Linked DNA regions of Homo sapiens: region 1 is linked to region 2. Evidence: chromatin contacts called from ENCODE Hi-C or POLR2A ChIA-PET data. All regions are on one chromosome and are shown on one strand. Each heading gives the region's core, a stretch centred on a gene start or an enhancer-like site at or near the end of the contact. The rest is flanking DNA. Distances are from core to core; before and after follow the strand shown. Region 1 has its middle 180 kb from the start of AGR3. Region 2 overlaps LINC02888 (long intergenic non-protein coding RNA 2888).

What was found. Hi-C counts contacts between places; a loop is a spot of excess contacts on that map. ChIA-PET counts read pairs that join two places held with the same protein, here RNA polymerase II (POLR2A). Pooled maps may share reads with other maps.
Region 1: a loop to region 2 is called in a pooled map, with 4 times the contacts of the local background. The contact joins two enhancer-like sites. A Hi-C loop is called at or near these places in 1 of 168 maps with a recorded cell type or tissue (endothelial cell of umbilical vein) and 4 of 50 pooled maps. POLR2A ChIA-PET finds 5 or more read pairs at or near these places in 1 of 52 experiments (activated CD8-positive, alpha-beta memory T cell).

Annotation. Positions count from the first base shown.
Region 1 is chr7:17,057,442-17,060,446 of GRCh38, reverse strand. No RefSeq gene overlaps it. Among named protein-coding and RNA genes, the nearest start is that of AGR3, 180 kb to the right of the region's middle. Within about 2 kb of position 1,691, at least 2 of the 41 ENCODE cell types and tissues checked have a DNase peak (open chromatin) inside an H3K27ac peak, as active enhancers do.
Region 2 is chr7:17,401,326-17,404,465 of GRCh38, reverse strand. All of the region lies in intron 1 of LINC02888 (long intergenic non-protein coding RNA 2888), which reads right to left. Among named protein-coding and RNA genes, the nearest start is that of LINC02888, 28 kb to the right of the region's middle. Within about 2 kb of position 1,270, at least 2 of the 41 ENCODE cell types and tissues checked have a DNase peak (open chromatin) inside an H3K27ac peak, as active enhancers do.

The DNA.
Region 1 (3,005 bases), core at 442-2,941, 340 kb after region 2:
GGAGAGAATGTAAGATCGTATTTCTTATAAGGAAAAGTTATCATAGCAAGAAATGAACACATTATGAGAATCTTCACTAAAACTCTACTTATCATTTGATTGAAAGCTCAAAGAAAATATGAGGATGCCTCATTATTGCATGGCTTAAGTAAAATGCATTGAGTGCATTGAATGCTGGGACACCCTTAAGGCCCTAAGGCAAGGACTTCACTGCTGGTGCCAGGATTAAGGTGTCAGATTCAACATAACCTAGAGCACATAGTGCATTCACACTTAACCTTCTGGTCCTACGTTTCCATAAATGTAATAGAATTATCCAGTTCCCTTTTGTTTTTGATCATTCTATATAAGTAACCACGTAACTTGGATCCATTTCTTCAAGTTCTTATTTACAAACAGAATAGTAGTAAATTTTATCTGAGTAAATATTGATCTTGTTCCTATAGCAAAACATCTAAAGTTGTAATTTTTCAGAGTATTCATTTTCAGATTTAGGGAGAAACGCTCTATAATGAAGAAGGTAAAAAACAGAAAGAGGAAGTAACTGAAATTAACTATGTCTTCTGAATTTTTTTTTTTTTTGAGATGGAGTCTTGCTCTGTTGCCCAGGCTAGAGTGCAGTGGCACGATCTCAGCTCAATGCAACCTCCACCTCCTGAGTTTAAGCGGTTCTCCTGCCTCAGCCTCCCAAGTAGCTGGGATTACAGGAGCATGCCAACGCATCTAAATTTCGTATTTTTAGTAGAGATAGGGTTTCACCATGTTGGCCAGGCTGGTCTCGAACTCCTGACCTCAGGTGATCAGCTGCCTCGGCCTCCCAAAGTGCTGGGATTACAGGTGTGAGCCACCATGCCCAGCCATATTCTAAAATACTTTAATTTTGTCTTTTGGTGACTTCATTTTGTCCTTGAATATAAAAGGGTCCATATGTGTAGGGAACCAACAGACAAGCAAGTTTGCCATGATCTGGTCAAACTGTATTCAGTCAACTAATATAAAATATAATGCTCCGGTGGCAATCAGATAGATAGTTATTCTTTCTGTGAGCCCACCATATGGGATTTAGAGTATTGGTCCCCCAAATCATGAAATATAAGCATGTAATCTCACTCTCAGTAAGTAGTAATCCTTAAAAGTATCATTGACAACAGTAAATAAAATGGAGGAAAATCAGGCATACATATTGTGAAGTTAAACCAACCAAAAAAAAAAAAAAAGATACCATTTAAGGACAGCTGTAAAATAATCTCTCCATATAAAGTAGCCCTCTGTGTGAAAATACAGTAAGTCTTTTAAACTGCAGCAACAGAAGATACTAAGACCTCTGTTATTGGAGGTGTTCAGTAATAGGCTTAGTGACTGATCACTGAGCAGGTATAGAAACAGATTCAAATACATTTAATAACTGGGTATCAGGAATAAACAAGCTTTAAATTCTCTATCTCTTAAGAGATTACAATTTAATGACTATTCAAATTATTTATCAATAATCTCTAATAATTTCCACCTAAATTTGAATAGGCTATTTTTCCCCAAATAAACCCATAAAACAAAACAGCAAAATTGGGGCAACTAAGTACACAATGTTCTATCCCATGAAAAATAAATATGCATACTTTATTTCTTTGATGATTGTTTCAGTTCCCCTAATCCAGCTTCTGTTTCTGAATTTCCTCTATGACTTTTTGGTCACAGAGTCAGTTGGTGACTCATCTCCTCATTTCTTCTTGGAAAAAAAAATAAAAAGTGGTTTATCGTTGTGTGGCTTATATCACCATTTTTTTTCCTCTATTTTCTATGTGTCTTTTTACTTGAAATATATTGAGCTTTCCTTCAATTAAAAAAATTATTTTTACCTGTTCAAAAAATACCAGGTCTGTTGTTTTCCAAAATTGGCCCTTATAATCTCTGTACTTTTTGACATGATTTGTTTAACAGATTCTGAACCTTGATTCTTGCATCCTTTTATAATACAGTATTTCAAAGATTCATAGAATATTACAACCGAAAAGGAGAATTTAGCCCAAATACCACACTTAACACACAAAGAACTCAATACTTGGAAAAGTTAAATAGCTTGGTTAAGCAAACATCTACCAAGAGAAGAAGGAGTACTCAGACTTCTTTACTTTAATTCTAATATTCTTTCCAGGGCACAATATTGCCCTTCATGGTGTGATACTATTAGAACTTTTCAAAAATAAATACTTGAATAATGTATTCCCTAGATCTGCAATCTATAATTATGTGTTAGTTACCAGACATCAAGTTACTATTGTGAACAAAAAATTGGGTTTTTTGCCATGGGGTTCAAGAGCTGGATGGAAGGATGATCTATAATAAAACATTATTTGAACCACTACCAAATAGTTTCCTAATATTTCAAGATAACCACTGAAGCAATGTTATAAGGTAATGTTTAATCAATTGACCTATACAGTTAATAATGATTCTATCTTTAGAATAGAAATAAAGCTCACAGAACGGGGTGATCAGAACAAATTTCATGGAGGAGTAGGTCTTGAAAGCTGCATAGCATTTCTAAAGCTTTTGTTGTTGTTGCTAAATATAACACAGGGATATTAAAATGCATAAAGTGAAAAATCATCAGACAAATATTCACATAACCATCATCCTACCTGCCTCAGCATTCAACAGTATGTTCATTCCTTCATTCTCACCTTACAGATAACTGCTCTATTAAATATGATGGGAATCATAGCTTTGCATTACTTTATTCTTTGGCTATTTGAATATGCATCTCTAAACAAGGTAATTTTTTTCCTATTTTTAAATTTTACAAAATTGGAAACTGGTAGTATATATTCTTCTGTATCTGACTTCTTTGGCACGATGCTGTGTTTTTAGTATTCGTCCATGAGATCCATTGCTTCTTCATTTATTTTCAGTGCTCTGGTTCATTCTATGAATATATAATTGATTAATTTATTCTTTCTTTGATGTGCTTTGAGTTAAACTCCTAATGCATCCCTTGACACTTGTTC
Region 2 (3,140 bases), core at 21-2,520:
TTTTAAAAAGGGGTGCCAGCCCCTCTTAGAAGTTTGCCTGTTGCTTAAAATCCTATCCATTACTGATTTTATTACACTCCTGCTTCAAATTTGATTCATTTGCTTATAATTACTGGCGAATAAATGGCTAGGTGCCACTTTCAACGGCAAGCTTACAGTTCTGTAGAAGCTATAAAAGTCAACTTCAGAACAGCTGCCGTAGGATGGCTTGGGTTGGGAGGTTCTAGAGCTATAAGTCACTTCACCACCAGAATGCCAGATCAAGGGTCTGCTTTTTAGTTGCACCCAACAGACAGGAAGCAGGCTTATCAGTGACTCTTTAGCAATGGCTAATAAAGAAGATAGCTTAGATGTGGAATCTCAAACAGCTGAATTCACAGTAGCAGAGAGTAGAATGGTGGTTATTAGGGGAAGGGGCTGGGAGAGAAGAAAGGGAAGGTGCTGGTCAAAGTGTATAAAATTTTAGGTATGTAGGGTGAATACATTCTAGAGATCTAATGTATAGCATAGTGACCATAGTTAGTAATACTATATTATATACATGAAATTTGATAGGAGAGTATATCTCAAGTATTCTCACCACACACATACACAAGGTAACTACCTGAGAAGATGGGTATGTTAATTAGCTAACGATAGCAGTCATTTAACTCTCTATATTAAAACATCCTGCTGTATACCTTAAATATATTCACTTTTTTTGAAACAGGGTCTCACTGTGCCACCCAGGCTAGAGTGCAATGGCACGATCAAAGCTCACTGTAGCCGTTATTTCCCAGGCTCAAGAGATTTCCCACCTCAGCGCTCCCAAGTAGCTGGGACCAAAGGCGTGCGCCACCACATTTGAGTTTTTTTTTTTTTTTTTTTTTTTTAAGTGGAGATGAAGTCTCGCTATGTTGCCCAGACTGGTCTCAAATTCCTGAGTTGAAGTGATCTTCTTGCCTCAGTCTCCCAAAGTGTTGGGATTACAGGCATGAGCCACCACACTTGGCCTGAAAATATTTTGAAAACTTTAAAAATAAAAAAAAAGAAGATAGCTTGGGGCCACCCTGAATATCGTTATGAGACTCACCTCTGTATGTTTTATAGTAAAATATTATTCATTTTACTCATAAATCATGTTCAAGTGATATTTGAGTGGAAATGTTTTTCTTTCAGCAAATTCAGAGGTAATATCAAGGAGCATGATCTGGAGAAGGCAGCGTGGGTCAAATACTAAAATCTGGACTTACTGTCTCAGCAGTTGGCAAGCAACCAAGGTGAAGCTAGTGCTGTGGAAAGTCCCCAAAGGACCAGAGCAGATATACTCAGTGTCCTTTACCTCTACAGCTCCGCATTTTCAAACTCCCCCACTTGTCCTTCAGTCCATCCTCTAAATACTGTTCTTTCTCAGCTTGTGTTCTCACTCATCATCTCTTCTCATGCCACCTGACCTCCTTATGTGAGGTTCTTGGCATCAGTCATCAGATTTACCCTGACAACTCCCACGGATACATGATTAGCTCTGATATCCACCGGGGTTTAAAGAACTGTTGCAAATTCTTCCTGATTACCTCCTCTTAAAGGCACCTCAAATTCAATGTGACTGAAACGGAGCTCTTCCCCTGTATATCAGCTGTCAGTTCTCATTGCTTCAGCACCTAGTAAATTCTCTCACCAGCTCACTCCTTTCAGACTACTCCATAAAATCAAGAAAAGCCTAAAATGGCCAAAAACTAACCTATCCTGCATAATCATCGCTTGTAATTTTGCCCACAACTTCAGTAGTTTGACGTAAAAGATGTTCCATTCTTTACCACTGAGTAAAGAAGTTAAAAATGTTCCGTAATTTCGAATTCCTCTTTGTTCTAAGACTTTACTCTCACCTCCGGGTTCACAGCTAAGCTCCCCCATGACTGATACCGCTGAAAGTCTTGTTTCAACAAAACATTCATGTATATGTAAAAAATAAATCATCTGACAAATTGAGAATTGCTCAATTTGAAAAACAGATTCAGTGATAAAGACAGAGGTCAATATTAAACCTATGAGTAAGGTAAAGAAATGGGCGGGAAGAAAAATAACCCCAAATCGTTGACTTCCCAGAACCCAGAGGCTAATAGGACTCTCACTTCCTGCTTGAGGTGAAAGCAAGCAAAGGCACCTCTGTTCCTATCTTGTCTTGGTCAAAAGATAAATATGAATTATTATTCTTTTCTTTTTTCATCAGTAAAGAACTTTCCATCACCCTTTTGGCAACTTTCTGCACCAGCCACTTCCCCCTCATAACTCCAGTCAACCGTTCTCACATCTGAGAAAAATAGGTGGAGGATATTTCCAGGAGCCTCTGTTGCTGAGGTTGCCCACAGTCAGGTAAAAGTGGGAGAAATTTCTGAACCACCAAAAACCTGTTCCTGAGAGACAGAAGTAGAAAAAACTTACACATATTTTTAAAAAAGAGAAGTTGAGGTGTAGGGGGATGGTGACTCAATAAAACTTCCTCCCATGATAAAATAAAGTAAAATAAAATAAAGTGAAAGTGTCTGCCACTACATTCTCAGAAGCCAAGCGTAGTCTTTTTATAGCCACCTCAGGGAGTATCTTCAGGATCTCCAAGCATTTAGATATTCCCAACTTCCACATATTTAGCACCTGGGGTGACAGGAAGGGTGTGTTCAACTCCATTAGCAGTATCCTTTGGAAAGGAAGCTGGGTGCACTCTTTCAGAACTGCTTAACATTTCCCTTTTAAAAAGATAGATCGGTAGAATTTAGTGAATTTTCCATATAGCTTAATTTCAATTCCATGTAAGAGCAAAATAACAAAATGGTCATATTTCTTTTATATTTGCTTTCTTCTTTTCTGAGCAGTTGGTGAGAGAGAGGTTGGTTTCTGGGAAGGTGATAATTTGGAGTCTTATTTTTTTTCTGCCCATTTCATATTATAGATTTAATATTGGCTCTGGATCATTGAATGTATTCTTCAAACTGAATGATGCTAGTGAGATGACTTCATTTATACATACATTGATACTTTATTTAAAGGCTCATGTTTTGTTAAGTTCTGTCTTAGGAGAAAATGACCCATGCTTTAAATAGTAGTACGTATGCTTCAGGAAAAAACATATGGTCATCACAATCTCACCATCTACTCTACCTGCT